2 separate regions of the Mus musculus genome follow, and region 1 is linked to region 2. Evidence: chromatin loops called from intact Hi-C (ENCODE). Cell type or tissue: left cerebral cortex. All regions are shown on one strand.

Region 1 (8,000 bases), 93 kb before region 2:
AATACAAGGCAGAATAACATCCAAGGTTAACTCCTGCTTTCCGCGTACACAAGCATGCACATGCAATGCTCCTTGCACGTACACATGTCCCTACCTTTACCCGCTAATAGGAACCACAAATAGCAACAGACTGAATATAACTGAATATAACTCTTTACATGTTGAGTTCATCAGGTATTTTAGCCCCGAGGATGCATGCTCACTTGCATTCTAGCAATTCTCTGGGCTGGTACCCAACTGTGAGGTGGATTGAACCTCCTCTTCACGACAACCCTCACTCCTCATTAGTGAACACAGAGCTGGGTCACATTATTCATCATCTCAGCTAGCTAGGTTTGTGAGCACATCCATCCAGAAAGGCTGCACCCTGACAGACAGGATCTGCAGTCATGACCCAGCGAATCCCAATTTGTCAGCATAAGGTTTTAGCCTATTGGTGCATCAAGGCCTCATGCAATCCTCTTTAGCCTACAAAATAAAGATCCCTGGGTTATTTCATGCCTTCACAACATGTTCATTTTTTCACACTATTTTTGCAAAGCGTCACAGAATTTAAAAACTCTATATTTACAAGCGTGCTACGAAGTGATCTGATAAACAAGCTCATCATTTTGAATTCTAAAATGTTGCCAGATTATAAATCAACATCAGTGTCAATAGCAGGAGTCATTTCATTAAAAAGTTCTGATCTTCACTCTGCTCTTTGTTAACATTGGTTAGAAGGATGTGTAACATTCAATATGCAAAGCCAACCTACAGCAATACTGTTTCTACCAAAGTGACTTACAAAAGCTGGCCATTAGAGCTGTAGGCATCCTGAGTGGTTAGACTGTTTAGTTAAAATAATTAGAAACTGTTCTTGAGAGAGGTGGAAGAAGCAAGCACTTAAAAAAATATTTTCTTTCATTGTTCTGTCAATGTAGGTAAATATAATACAAAAAAAGCAAAACATAAGCCTACGAATTTGCCAACCTCTATAAGTTTATTGGGCAAGCTTACCAACATGCACATCATCATGAGCTCTTGGGCCACCAAGCTCTTCAGAAAGGTAAAGGTAATCGAGTGAGACCTATGGCAGGACTGCCACAGACATCAGTCAACCTCACTGCTAGTGGTGCTAGAGTCCAAGTGACATGCTATTCCGAGTCTTGGGGACACAGAGATGGGAGGGATGAGTGAGGAGAAGTGGCTGAGTTAACACACTCCTCAAGGGTGTTCTAAGAGATCTGAACAGAGCCTGGGACTCCGCCCGCCCCCTAGCCACCTCCTCTCCATGAGCATATATGCTCCAGGGACCCATGCCCCACTCCCTGGGCTTGGTGTGAAGATTGCATGCATCCCTGAAGTCACGCTGACCTGTACTGTCATATGCTTACTGTTACACTTCCTGCAAACTTTAAAACTCAATAAAAGTCCAGATATGTTGATAAAAACGTATATGAAAATATAGAGATAACAATAAAGAAGTAGTGATTGGTCTCTGCCAGAAGTTAGATTTCCTTCCCCTCCATTTTTGTTTTTGTTTCCTTGAGACATCCCAGGATAACCTCTAACTTACTACATAGCCATGGATGACATTAAATTCCTGATTCTCCTTACCCCCACCTCCGTTCCGTGCAATGGGATTACAGGCATCCACTATAACAGATGGTTTAAACTTTCTTTTTATGGCAGAAATGTTAAGAATGAAAGAGAGTAAGGAACATGCCCAAGGCCTCAGGATGGGCTAACCCTCACTTCTGCACCATAGTCCTTCCCACTGAGTAGCCTGTCCAGCAGATGAGTGGAATGTCAGATAAACCCAGACTCATCCTCCAGGAAAGGATGCTTGGTTGTTGTTTTCCACTGTGAGTAATCACTGCAGTCGTGAAAGAGTGTGAATTGAGTTTCTCTGAGCAAATGTGATGTTTATGTGGGGAGAAGTCTACCCTGAGACAAATTGTGGCAGTGTGGGAGGGTTCATGTAGTGTCCTATGGAAGCTGATCGACTTTTGGTTATTCCTTTTGATATATGTTCTCGGACATATACTCCAGATTTGGGCATCTCCTGTCAAATCCAAATACCAAAGGCACATACACTAGCTGTGTTAGTCAGAGTTCTCTAGAGTAACAGAACTGACAGGGTGAATACATACATACATGTATACATACATATTAAATAAATATACACCGTATCTATATACATACACATATACATACACATACACACACATACACATACATATACATATATTAAAGGGGATTTATTAGATTGGTTTACAGGTGTTGTTGGACTAGTTAAGCAATGGCTGTCTCTCAACGGGAAGGTGAAGGAAGAGGTAGTTGGCTCCTCCATGAGTCTGAATGTCTTAGCTTGCCTTTGGTCTATTGTAGAGTTCTAAAGAAGTAGGCTCTAACAGCAGTGAAGGCATAATTCAGCAGGGAAATCGATGATCTTGCCAGTGAGAGTGAGGGCAAGGAGGCAAAGAGCAAAAGCTTTCTTCTTTTCCACCATTTGATGTGGATTTCGACCAGAAGGTGTGGCCCAGATTTTAGGGTGGGGCTTCTGAGCTCAAATGATCAGGATTTAGCATAGGTGTCCTTACCTCAGGTGATCCATATCAAGAAAATTTCCCCAGAGGTGTGCCCAGCCGCTCGGGTTTTACTAGATTCCAGATGTGGTCAGGATGACAACCAAGATTAGCCATCAGACCAGCTTCAAGATGCTGGCAGGTTATGGATATTTACAAACGTCTTCTCTGGCATTGAGTTTAGTCTTTATGAGTAAAGAGAACTGATGAACACAGCTGCAAGCTGCATATAAAGTCTAATGAGGCCCTTTCCAGAGGAAGCAAGGTGTACCAGAACTGCTCAAAGGAGTGTGTTTACCTAAGTGTTTTCTGCTTCTGATCCCCTTCTTGAGTCATTGCCAGAGGAATTTGTGTGTGTGTGTGTGTGTGTGTGTGTGTGTGTGTGTGTGTGTGTGTGTGTGTGTGTGTACTCATAGGCCAGAGATCCTTATCTGGAGTCTGTCTTACTGATGCCTCACCATCTTTTTTGAGGCAAGGTCTCCCATTGAGCCTGATTCCTCTAGGCTAAGTGGCCAAAGAGCCCATGGATTCTCTTGTACCTGTTTCCTAAGCACTGGGGTTACAGGTGTGAGCTGCCACACTGACATTTTATATGAGAACTGGAGATCTGAGCTGGGGTCCTTGTGGTTCCACGGCAAACACTGTAAAATGGAGGCACTGCCCCAGCCTCAGTTTCTTTGTTTGTGTGCAGGAGTAGTAAGCTTTTACTTGTGTATGCTCATGTCTGGTACCTGTGGAGGTCAGAAAAGGGTATCAGGTCCCCAGGAACTAGAGTAATTCTGAGCTGCCACGTGGGTGCTGGGAATAGAATTCAGGATCTCGTCAAGAATAGCAAATACTCTTAACTGTTGAGCCACCTCTTCAGCCCCAAAGGTCTTTCAAAGGTGTGGCTCACCTGCACTTACTGAACTTTTGTGCCTGTGCTCAGTCTGTCCTTTTGGACTGTAGGCAGAGGGTGAGGCGGGCTGCAGCCATGCACCACTGGGTACAGCTAATGTCAGAGGAGGATCCCGGTGTTTGGTCCCAGCTTAACTTCCACATAGGCGTTCCCTAGATCTACCCTTGACGAGTTTCACCAGGCACGGCTCCATCAGTTCCCCCTGGAGCTGCACAGACTGTACCTCCTGGAAATGTCATCTGCTGGGACTGCAATTATGGTCCTCCAGCAATCACAGGCACAATGCAGGATGGGTGGAATTCAGGTGAGCGAGAGAACCCGCAATCAAGCCAGGGAAGAGAGAACAAAGCCATTTTCTTTCATTTGCCGTCAACACAACCATCAGGCCTTAATTACAAGGCAAGTGTGGGGCTGGCGCTGAAAGGCTTATTATTATACAGTTCAGCTCCAAATCAGTTCTGCATTGATGAGCGGCACCCAGAGGAAGGCACTGCAGCCTCAGTGAAAAAGAGCAGGCCCCAAACATGGTGATGAGTGGCAGGGAGCATGCTCTGGGGAATTAAAAATAATTCTGCAAGGAGGGGAGGGTGGTATACCTTAGAGCTAGCTAAAAATACACTGTGAAAGTCCCACATCCTTGTTTGCTGCATTCATCATCAAACTCAATACAGACAGACTCACTGTGGCCAGAGCTGCTTCACCCAGCCTTTTTTCTAGCATTCCCAAAGATACTCCGAATTGGTACACGCAGACTATGTGCTTGCTTGCTATGTGTGCATGCCTGTGTCTGTTCCTGTTGTGTCTCAGTGTACATACAGATGCCCACGGCATGTGCACATACATCTGTCAGGATTGGAGGCCACCATCCTTATTGTTTCAAGGCAAAGTTTCGCATTGGCCTGGGACTCATGAAACAGGTTAGGCAGGGTAGAATCCATCTGTCTCTGCCTCTCCAGAGCTGGCATTACAAATATGTCCCTCCACACCTGGCCTATGTATGTTTGTATGCATGCATGCATATAGGTACATATGCATTTTTGTGGATACTGAGGGATTGAACTCAAGTCCTCACTCTTGCAAGACAAGTACTTTACTTGCAAGATACTCACTGAGCTATCATCCCAATCCTATTTCTAATTCTTTATAAGAAACACGAGAGTATACTTAAAAACAAAAAAAAAAACCCAAAGATTGTTTCTCGTGTTTATAGAAATACATATGAATTAATTATTTATAATTTGTTTATACTAATAAATAGGGTACATAGTACATTTGCTTATTTCCACATTGAAATATTAAAATTGAGTTTAAAATATTCTTTAGAGAACTAATCCAATAATGTTTACATGTGACCCTAACCATCTTTGAATATAGCCTGTGTTTTAAAGACACGGCTTGGGATTAGCTCAGAGAGCTTAACTAGCATGCTCAAGACTGAGTCCTGCCTCAGCACTACAAACGAACAAACAAACACAATGTTTCCTGAAAGGAATTATACATATAGATGCTTCCTTCATAGATCAAAACACCTGCATTCATGCTTGAACTAAGCCCACAAATATCAGTCTTCATGTTCTAATGGGCTCGTGATGGACGCCAAGTTCACAACTGCCTTGTTTACAGTTCTGGATATGAGCTCTGTTATGGCTCTGGAGGTAGAGTTTAAGGTACTGTCAGTGGAGTGGAGATTAACACTGGCCCCTCTGGAATTGTCTCTGAGTGGGCTTGGGTTTTTGGCACAGATTTGTCCTCAGGCAGATGGGTGCCACACAGTGTTTACTGTGTTGACACACCACTGGGACATTACCAGACATCACCAGGTCACATAATCACTTCACCTATTTAAATGGCCTAGAAAATCGTCCCTAGTCGACATGCTGGACCAGATCTACGGAGAGCCATACGCCATACTGACAGCCAGGGGGCAGTCCAGACCTCAGAAGAAGGCTGCATTCTTGGTGATCCCTCCCTGTTCCATGTTTTCCTGGTCTTTTGTGGTCCCGTAATGGGGCTCCGTCTCCCAGATGACAATGTTCTCTGAGCCTGGCACTTATTTATGGATGAAAGGATTCAGGGGCACAGAGAAGATGATGCCTTCTTTCCTACAGGCTGGCCAGTTGCAGGGGACAAGATGTATATGGTGTGAGTTTCCAATGGTCCTTCCACGTGTAAACATGGAAACCCTATGCCTGGAAGACCTTCACTCCTCTGTTGTAAATTTCTCCACCTCACCTCCTAAGTGCTAGGATTACAGACAGATTCTACCATGCCCTATCAGTTACACCTGACTGCAGGGTACTGTTCGCAAGCCAAGGCTCGGGCTTATTGTCCCCGCGCCTTCTGGAAAGCAGTTTGCAAGCCGATTTTCCTAGAGCATCCAGCTTTCTGTGTATGCTCCACTAGGCGAAACGATGACCTTGGCAAAGCCAGTTTGCACAGAGCTGCTACTAATCTTTTACGTAGAGCTTCAACAGTTTCCCCTGCCCCCTGGAGCTTCTGTGACCTTGCTCCTACCAAGACTGCAGATGGCTCTGGATCTTCCTCTCCCTCTCCTGATGCAAGAACAGAGTTTCCTAGAGAAGTTCTTGGAATGTGGCTCCAGGCCTTCAGACAGCCTTGCACCTTTGTGAGTGGCCAAGGTCTTCCCTTGCCCAGCAGTATGATCTTCAGACGTGTCAGGTAAAACCACTTTTGCAGTGTGGTGAGGCAGAATAAGAGAATGCAGTGGGGAACATGAAACACTGCCTTTCCCTGATAATTGTAGGAAACATGGCTATTTTTCATAAATATATATCGCTTCTATTAACATGTAATGGGTTTCTAATTATTTTAATGAATAAATAAACAAATAAATAATACTTAACAATATCTCTATTTAAATTTTCAAGTGGAGCTACACCTATCATAAAAGAAGTCACTGAAGACCATGAATAGACCTGGTATCTGAATCACTTCCTAGCATAACTCCAGGGCAGTGTGTAGCTCACACACACACACACACACACACACACACACACACACACACACACAAGCACATGAGCAAGCACTCTTCTGTGAGTGCCTCAGGACTCTTGAACAGGCTGCTGCCTCTAAAAGTCACAGCCCATGCATGCCTAAAGGGTATTCCACTCTGCTCTTAGATTTGATGGTATTCTCTATAGCTGAGGTTTTTCTTTATTCATAGTATCAACTTTTAATTTTCCAATATTTCTTTAGTCCCACCTGTTTTTCTCACCATGAGAAAGTTCTTTGAAATTCAGAACTCATCTTACTTATTCCCCGTGGCATCTCCACAGGACCTGGCATGCAGGAAGCACTCAGTGTCTGATAGGAAATAGGGAAATGAACAGATGATTAAAGAGCTATCCTATCTCAGAACAGGCCTTTCTGCACATACTCCATGCTACCTTTTCCATACTCACATGGAGGGCAGGTTTCTTTGTCAGTGCTCCAAGGACACTCTTGTGTGGTCCTTGTACACTGAACATGGTCACCATGGACACTTTCAGATACTGGAGTAGACAGGGAGTTCACAGGGTGGTCTATTGTGGGGAAGGTGACATCAGAACTCTGGGGAGCCTGCCTGTAGGATCTCCTTCTGCCATCGGGCTAAGGTCCAGGCCAGAGGTCACAGTGAAGCCAGCCTCTGAATTTGTGAAGCAAATGCCATCGGGTTTTCATGAGGAACAGAGGCACAGGAAAAATGTCAGCCCCACATCTTCTATGACAGTTGGAAAGCTTCCTGCCAGGCAGTTTTTAATCTAACTAAGCAAACAGAGCAGCAAATGAAGCCCCAGCTACTGGCCCAACACTGCTCATGGCTGTGTGGAAGTGCAGCATCTGCAGAAGGTGTGACTCTCCATTTTCCAGAACAGGAGACCCCTAGGGGAGGGGAAACACTAGTGGTGAGAGTTTGGCTGAGGTCAAGGCAGAGAGAGGCAGACTGCAGCTGCCAGGGGCACAGCAGGGGTTCTGAGAATGAAAGCTGGCTGCAGGTCCACAGGGGTGGGAACACCAGGGGCAGACTGTTCGGACACAAAATGCAGAGTCAGGTCCCCTTTCATCCTTCATCAAAAGACATCAGGGAGAGGGATGGGGTCCCACGAGGTTAGGGACAGCATGGTGTCTGCTTCTGCAGTCATCAAGCTTCCTCCATAGGTATTTACTAGAAGGCTCTATGTGTTTGTTACAGGGTAGACAGCAAGCAGTATGTATCCCTGGGAACAGCTGATGCTTGCTGCCTTGCCCCTCAGAAAAAGCCTCACCATTAGGACAACCAACAGAAGCCTGAGCCTAACTCCTGAGCCACCAATGATACAGGGAGCACCTGTTGGAACCAGCAGTGGGCAGTGGCTCTCACACATTCAGTTTCCCTTCAATAGCTTTGTTTGCAGTTCTGGCTGTCCCTCAGCCTTTCAGACTCTGACCCTGGAGTACAGGGCAGGACAGATACCCCCTCAGCTCTCCTGTGAAGAAATGCTCTTCCTGGGACCAGAGTCTGGAATCCAGGCAGGTTACTTCCTGCAATAGGG
Region 2 (8,000 bases):
CTCACAGTGACTCTCTACCCCTCATGTGAGCTGGGTGGTCAGACCCTGTTCTGATCATTAACTCTGAAGCTAGAGGAACAGGTGGCCTAGCCCATTTGTAAACAGGTGTGCCAACGTGTCCCTGGGGGACTGACATGACACAGCTTGGCGTGCACTGTGAGTCTCTGAGGGAGAAGGGTTGTTTTGGAGCTAACAATATCCCAGTAACAACAAATTAGCCAAAGAATATTTGGGCGGCAAGACCTCCATGACTTCTCTCAGAATCACAGAAAAGGGCACTGGGAGGTTCTGAAGAGTTTAATGGGGGAATTTCTTGAATTTTAATTTAGAGTCAGACATCACATGTAAAACAAAGGAGAAACAGAAATGAGTCTAGAGTCTACTGAAGCACGTGGTTAGGATTTCTGTCAGCTACCCATATCTCTTGCTTTATGCAATTGATTCCATCTTTAAGTAAAGCTATATGGCTTTCTGATCCCTACACCCTTTGTCTTTCATACTCTGAGAGAATTTAACAATCTAACTCCATCAACAAATGTGTCTGTCAGAGGACTGAATGACAGAATTTGAATCCTGGACCTACAGGTTTGTCCAGTGGAGTCTGCTGGGTGGCAAGGTGGCAGTTGCTCTCAGAGTGTTTAATTGCCTCACCAGCTTCTCATTTGAATTCTCCTCCTGCTGCTGCCAAAGGCTTCTGTAGCCAATGGCTCTTCAGCTGGTTGCACAGTGTCAGGACAGCTCATATTGTACATGTAACAGAGATGCTAGATAGCCCAGAGATCTGTCTGTCTGCTGGAAGGCTGACTTCAGTTAGCAGTAGAGGCTTTGGCCACACCCCACCCAAAGCTGTTGTTGTTGACCCCTGCTACCCACAGCCCTGAAATGTCCAGAAACTTAGAAGAAGACATCTGACATTCACCAGTGTTTACTGTCTCATATTCTCGAATGAGAAAAGGCTGGACTCTATACCCAAGTATAAGGAAATCTGACATTCACCAATGTTTACTGTCTCATATTCTCGAATGAGAAAAGGCTGGACTCTATACCCAAGTATAAGAAACCACGGTAAAGAAGACCAGCTATCCAGAACCCCCCAAAATATCTGAACTTTTATTTCTAGCTTGTAAGAGAAGGGCATATACTAACATATGTAATCCGTACAGAAACAGTTACACAATGCTATGCAATCGTGCTAATATTCAGGAAGACCACCAGAGTATTTATTACCCAGAAAGAGGAAACAAGGGGTTCAGCCCACTCTGCTTAAGTCGGAAAAGCAAAAATCTATTTCCAAATCTATTCAAGGAAAAGTTGCCCTGCAGGCATTACCATTACCTTTTGTCAGCAGATGGGCAGACAGACAGATAAATACTTAGGTCCTGACTACCTGCAGGATGGTTCCCTCTCTTGGCTCTGCACACAGTAGGAGCTCAAGTTGTGCACACTGAAAGGATATTCCATCAGAGGCAAAGGGTGGAGGGAGAAGCTGACTAAGAAGCCACAGTCTTCATCATTAGTGTTGACTGTGCCATTGTTGCCAGGAGAAAAAGCTGAAATTGAGAGGGATGCCCACCATGGCTGCTGACTGCTGGAGATCTATCATTGAACTTTCCTAAAACACAGAATCTAAAAATAATTAGCAAACTTGCACCGAGTTTCAGGGGGGAGGAGAACAAAAGACAGGCTCACTGCCAATCAGCTGATCAGTCCCACTGGACTGAAGACATCTCCCCACGTCCCCTGTCTTGAGCCTTGAGCAGCTCCCCCGAGGTCATATGAAAGCCCTTAGGGCCTCTGCCTTAGCTTGGGGGGCGTCTCAGTGTCAGTCTTAGCTGCTGATCTGTTTCTACTTTCTCAGGCGCACTTGATCTCAGGAAGTGCTCAAACAATGAAAAGGATGGACAGGGTTAAATTCATAACAGGGTACTTATTCACACCACATTAGCCATGGGAATACTACAAGTAGACATAAAATTTTATTCCTGTGATAATATACTTCAAGCTCTAAAAAAGATCCCGTAAAGAAAAGGATTTCCTTTAAAAAAAAAAAAGGAAAAAAAAATAGCCAAAACAAAACCAGTTCCTATTGAGGTTAAGAGCGCTGCATCATAGAGATTAGAAGAGCTATCACTGGTGACGGCAGCCTACAGGAAATGTGGCCAAAAGAGACGTCCATCCAGAAAATGCAAATGATCATGACTTTTCCTATTGACTACTGGAAAGCCAGAAGTCCAGAATTCCTCAGTGTAATGCACAGAGCTGCCCGGCGTTCCCAGGTATCTGCAAAGCGCACGTGACCTGGGTCATGGAGGAAGCCGGCAAGTCTGTCTGCAGGAAAGCTTTGCACAGAGGAAGCTACAACCAACTACCTACAGCACGCAGCACAGGACAGCCCCATCCTCACCACCCCTCTGCCCTGTAACCATTCCGATTCTCTCTCTTTCCTGAAACGGGTGATGAGCAATGCCTTTCACCATTCCGTCAACAAACAGCTGGACGAAAGCCAAAGGACCATACATCCTGGTCTGCCGTGCCCTTTTTAATCAACTTCCTAATTAAAAAATGCCATGCTGGCATGAGGTATGAAGGGAGGAGGCTTAGAATATTTCACAAAATCGCATCCTCTCATCCTGGAGTTGTTGGGAATCTGTATCCTTACAGATGTTTATGAGTGTTCCTGCTGCAGAGATAGAATCAATTTGCTTGTGCCTGGCCCTCAAGACGTATTAAATTTATCCTGAAGGAAGCTGGCTTCTGAAAGCTCTTGCCCAGATGCACTAGGCAGGTGGGGGTTTCAGGGAACCAGAGGGTCCACCAGCAGATGCAGCATTGATTTCTGAATGTTCACACTCTCCTAGACAGCTCCAGAGCAGACTCGGTTTGATGGCTCTCTATGGGGTGCCCTGCAGACTGGATTATTTCCACCACAAGTCTGGCTAGCATTGTTTCATGGCGACAGTGTACTGTGCATTCAGCTTTTGCTCAGATGGCACTGGCTAGGGGGAATACGTGGACCAGGGAGAGGCTATGGCACCAAATTCAAAGTCAGTCTCTGAGAACTGTCCCCCCCAACCCCCGCCTATAGGATTCAGGGATGTAGGAGCCCCAGGAGCTGAGAAGTGGGTGCTGACTTCTGTAAAGACACTCTGGGAGTGCAGACTAGAACACACTAAGGTTCAGTTTAGACAATGGCTGAGGTGCTTTTCAAGGCCATGTTGGAGCTGGAAATCTTACAATGAAAAAATCCCTGTCGACATACTAAAAGAGGCACCCCTCCCATCATTTATTCATCTCCGAGTTGTCTGACTTAAAGTTCCAAGCTTGACACTCAACCTGAAAACATCTGAAGCAAACGCTCAACTGGGGTGATTTTTCTCAAGGCAATTTCAGGGAGTGGGGTGCCTAAGCCATCGGATTTCAGCAGGAAGCAGGCAGTGTACAAAGTTCTTACAACTATATTAATGAGTACATACATATGTCTAGGGCAGGTTTACATGGTGCATCCATTAACCCAATGCCTCAAATATTCCAGCATATACACAACACCTTTACCCCAGCAACTTTAAAAATATTCATGTTTTACACTCTCAGAACCATGGGAGAGCTCAGCACATTCTCTTTAGTGTGTGAGAACACACCACAGCACAGAATTATAAAGGAAATAAGCCCAAGTGGCATTTTGGGAGAAAACTGTTGATATTTTCCTTTTCTGTTCATAGGCAGCACATGTGGCTAAGGGCAGAGTTCCTAGGATACAGATCCCCCCAGGGCAACCACTGCCCACAGAGCAGCTAAGGCAGGGCACCAGGCATTTGGAACCTCATGGATGAATTGCATGATTTAGCTATGGAAGGTTGTAATCTCTTCTAAAGTTATTATTCAACCTCAGAGGAAAAGTTAAAAAATAAAATTAAAAGTCCCCTTAGAAATCACATTTTCAGGCTGGCTCATATGAACATATTTCCAGCTCAGAGACAGTTCATTGTCTTTGGATCAAGCCCTTACCCACTGCAAGGAGCCTTGAAAACAGACAGGACTACAAGCGGTAAAACTAACTCCCTCAAGTGGAAACTCTGGTGACATAATTGTGGCCCTTTAAAAAAAAAAAAAAAAAGGACTTCACCTGTGAGAGGCAGCCAGGCACAAAGGAAGCCTCGTGGGTAAGTGACATTCAAGGGCTTCCCTGCTTCTAAATGGCCAAGCAGAGGGTAAAAAGGAAAGGCTAATGTCTGCTCCAAGAAAGTTATAGCCCATCAGAAAACAAGAGAGTTATTTTACTCACAAAGATGGACCCAACTCCGCAAGGAACTAGCATGGAAAGAGGAGTGCAGAATAGCCTCCCTCTAGGTAGGAGTTCAGGAGAGAGAGAGAGAGAGAGAGAGAGAGAGAGAGAGAGAGAGAGAGAGAGAGAGAGAGAAACTCTTGGGTATTCATTACTTTGGGCTACGCATTTAAACCTGAGTTGTTTTCCCCCCACGTTCTAGCTTACTAGCTAATTTTTTTAAAGGCGATAGAAGCAACATTTGTATGCACTTACAGGATAATTGAGATTTTTCCCTGTTATGCAAAAAAAAAAAGACATCTTAATGTGAATATACAGAAACTTGCAATTTTAGCAGGAAAATCATCAGTTCTCCATAGCAGGGGCAAGCCTGTGCCCAGAGTGTCACACCTGAGGCTTTGGGTTCACTGAAGGCATTTGTTGTTTCTAATTTTATAAAGGCATACTTTCCGAAACAGAGCAAATCACACCCCCGCTCAGCACGCCCCCCCCACCAAAGTTGTATGTCTGTCACATAGTCACTGTCATTTCTAAAGTATAGCAACACTTTGAAAAAGGCTTTTAAAAATTCAAAATGAAAGCATGGCATGCTCTGAAATATCCAAGAAACTACAGAGACACAGTTAAGAGGCTGTGATGTCTATTGAAGTTTAACTTTAAAAACAAACTAAATAATTAGGTCAGTTAAAATGCGGACCTTTCCCTCTAAGGAGGGTAGGAATCCTTAAGACAGGAAAGGACTCTTCATCAGTGACTCTCCCCAGAAGCATCTTGAACTGAATTTTGAAACACCCATGCTCCAGCACGCTAGTCCCAGAATTATATAAGAAATGTATGCCACTGTTGACAATAGAAACTCAAGGCTCCAGGAAGCTTCATTATCACTTATGAACTCAGAAAACTGATTTGGAAAAAAAAATCTCATTTTTTTTCTCAATAGAACTAAGTATCAAAGGCTGTACTCATTTAACATTTGCCCTCTGTGCATCCTACAGACCTACAGAAAACCATCAGTTCAGTTTCCACTGCCCCCAATAAGTAACTGGTTAAATGAGCTAAAATCTCCTTCCAGCTAGGAAAAATATATACTAGTCAAAACTAATTATGTCTGGCTTTTATCTAAACAACATTTGCTAATTCTGCTGGTCTCCGTACACTGTCCCAGAAAATATTAATTAAACACGTTGAATAATGGCTGCTGTAAATTTCTGAAAACACTAATCTCTAAACAGTTAATTTTCACTTCACACTTATGCATGGAAGATGGATGAAGAGGCCACCCGAGCACCAGCAAAAGACTGTTCTTTTGTTACTGCCCTTAAGAGTTGAACTTTGCTCCACTTTGGGAAGCGCAGCCCCGGCTCCAGAAACAACAGGACACATTTACCTGGAGGGGATTTCAAAGAGAAACCTGAAGAATGGATTTTCTGCGCCTGCAGTCCCTCTCCGCACCTTCAGCTAAGCCAGCCTCTGACAAGCAATTGTTCCCACGGCAGCCACCCCTGCCTTCCATCTTAGGGACTCACCCAGAAAATTCTCCAGCCTGCTCCGCGACTACAAAACTCTTCTAATGCTTTTGAACGCCCACCATTTGTTCTCCATTCATCCAATCAACTTCGAACCGCACATCTTCTCTCTATCGGCGCGCAGACACGGGGCCACTTCTCATCTGTATGCTAATTATTTTGCCACATGGACAAAAGTAATAATGCTTTCAGACAGGAAACTAACAGGCCTGAAGTCGAAGATGGAAATTAATAAGTTGACACCACTAAACGCCGGGGAAGACGGGCATGCGTGCAGAGCCCTGCCTGGTGGATGCGGCGCAGCCTCCATCAGCAGGCAGCAGACAGACGGCCCTGGGCCGCCAGCACTGCCCAAGCTGCGAGCATCAGGCACAGGTTTCCTTAGAGACCACATCGCTGCCGCAGAGGCCCACCGGGAGCATCCTGCTGACTTACCCTGCTCGGGCGGGCTGCTGTCCTTTAAGCAATACAAAACGCAGCCATTTCCTCAATCCCTAACTTCATCACTGATCTAGATGTTTCTCAACCTAACAGCTGTGAGTTAAAACCAGTAATTTCTAGCCTTCCTGTTTACTAGGCTTTCAGTAGTCAGGCAAGATTGGGATGTGTGCTGTGTGCTTCCTACACTGTACCCACAGGCCTCTAAATCTCTAGAGCGGAGTGTGTGATGTGCAGTGCTGTATTTAATGTAATAGATGAGAACTGTAAATACGCAGGCTTACTGTTGGCTGCTACCCGCTAGGTGATGTATCTCAGAAAATCTCCCCTATCGTTGACGTTATGGTAAATGCATACAGTGGCTTAAGAAACCTCAGCAAAGTCAGCAGAGCCTTGGTGTTTTCACGGGAACTACAGCTACACATCATAACAAAACAAAAAGGCATTGGGACCTCCCCTGGCAGCTCTTAAGACTGGAGAGCGGGCACCAGAGAGTTAACTGAAGGGTTCCCACCATCTCCCTGGCTTCTCAGCCACACTACAGTATCCCATCCGGTACAAGCTCCTTTTCTCATCTTCCTTTAAAACAAGAGACAGAACTATTCTCTGAGTAACTTTTAGCTCATGATACCAGCATTTGAAAAGGAGAAAACAGAAAAAGTTTATTTTAAAAAAGAGCAGACCCAGTAAGATGCCAGAAACACAAAAGAGGGCATAGCTATATGACTTTCTGTGCCATTTGGGGTTTTTGTTTGTTTGTTTGTTTGTTTGCTTGTTTATTTGGGTTTTTTGTTTTGTTTTGTTCCCCCCACCCCAAGGTGCTGATTCTATAAATAGCCTCTTAGGGCAAGCAACAAATGCTTTTCTGTGGTAGTAGTTGTCCCCTTCCCTCACCAGCCTCTTAGTAGAGCACACTAAATCATCAAGGTACCTCCCCTGTCCTGGAAGCTAGCTTTGACTATCCAGACTCCTGATGAGAACAACTCTGGGAGATTGCAGACAAGCAGCCCATAGGCATGTTCATCTGAGGGGCAGCTGTAGCCGAGAGGGTTCCATCGCTGGCCCTCTGTACCCTGAATCATGCCATCCTGTCATAGTGTGTAACCAAACAAGAGTGGACGGTGGCCAGGCAGGTGGAGAAATGGCTGTGGGAACTACTTAAGAGACCATCTGAGATCACTCAGAGGAGTTGGAAGCTGCGGCAGCCAGGCAAATAAGCAACCACATGTCACCTTTAAAGGAAAGGGAAGAGGTACCTCTCGGCAGATGAGTTGGTGGCCATCAGCAAGTCCTCCTCAGCAGTCTGTCTCACTCACGCAGCTCCTCAACTGCCATGGAGAGCCCCAGGCACGTGTGGTCACAGATCCCTCCGTGTTTGCATTCCCTCCACCCCTCCCATCAGGACCCGCACCGTCAGCCCTGTGCACAGGAGTGCGAAGCAGAGCCCACAGCTCAGCCACTGGGGGCCTCCATAGGCACAGTGCGGACTGGTTTCTGAGGGAGACTGACAGCAGTCCCAAGGTCCCAGGAACACCCTCTTCTTGCTCTCAGAGGTAATTCCTCTGAAGAGCATCTGCCTGGCGCGTGGTTACTACACAGGGTACTGCCTGCTCCCTCTCCAATGCCCTGACAGAAACCACAGCTCTCCACAAGGAGGCTTGCTGGGGACACCCAGTGTCCCTCCATCTTCCCATAGACAATGCCTTGTCCACTGCCATCAGAATGCCTCCCTCCCCTTCTTTACCCCCCACCCT

Evidence for each region. A loop is a pair of places that touch in the nucleus more often than their neighbours do. Peaks named below come from ENCODE experiments on the same cell type or tissue, not always from the same donor. Only the 100,000 strongest peaks of a DNase experiment are listed, where the experiment ranks them.
Region 1: it touches region 2 in a loop (6-fold over the local background); 2 of 42 quality-filtered maps call a loop at or near these places.

The regions. Positions count from the first base shown.
Region 1 is chr12:29,625,970-29,633,969 of GRCm38, reverse strand. The region is part of intron 2 of Myt1l (myelin transcription factor 1-like); the gene reads right to left. Among named protein-coding and RNA genes, the nearest start is that of C630031E19Rik, 56 kb to the left of the region's middle. In left cerebral cortex, CTCF peaks have their summits at 3,940 and 5,389; DNase peaks (open chromatin) are centred at 3,901 and 5,359; H3K27ac peaks cover 1,664 bases.
Region 2 is chr12:29,533,038-29,541,037 of GRCm38, reverse strand. All of the region lies in intron 1 of Myt1l (myelin transcription factor 1-like), which reads right to left. Among named protein-coding and RNA genes, the nearest start is that of Gm20208, 5.9 kb to the right of the region's middle. In left cerebral cortex, CTCF peaks have their summits at 5,671, 6,551 and 7,886; DNase peaks (open chromatin) are centred at 5,005, 5,992, 6,510, 7,629 and 3 more places; H3K4me3 peaks cover 6,345 bases; H3K27ac peaks cover 5,772 bases.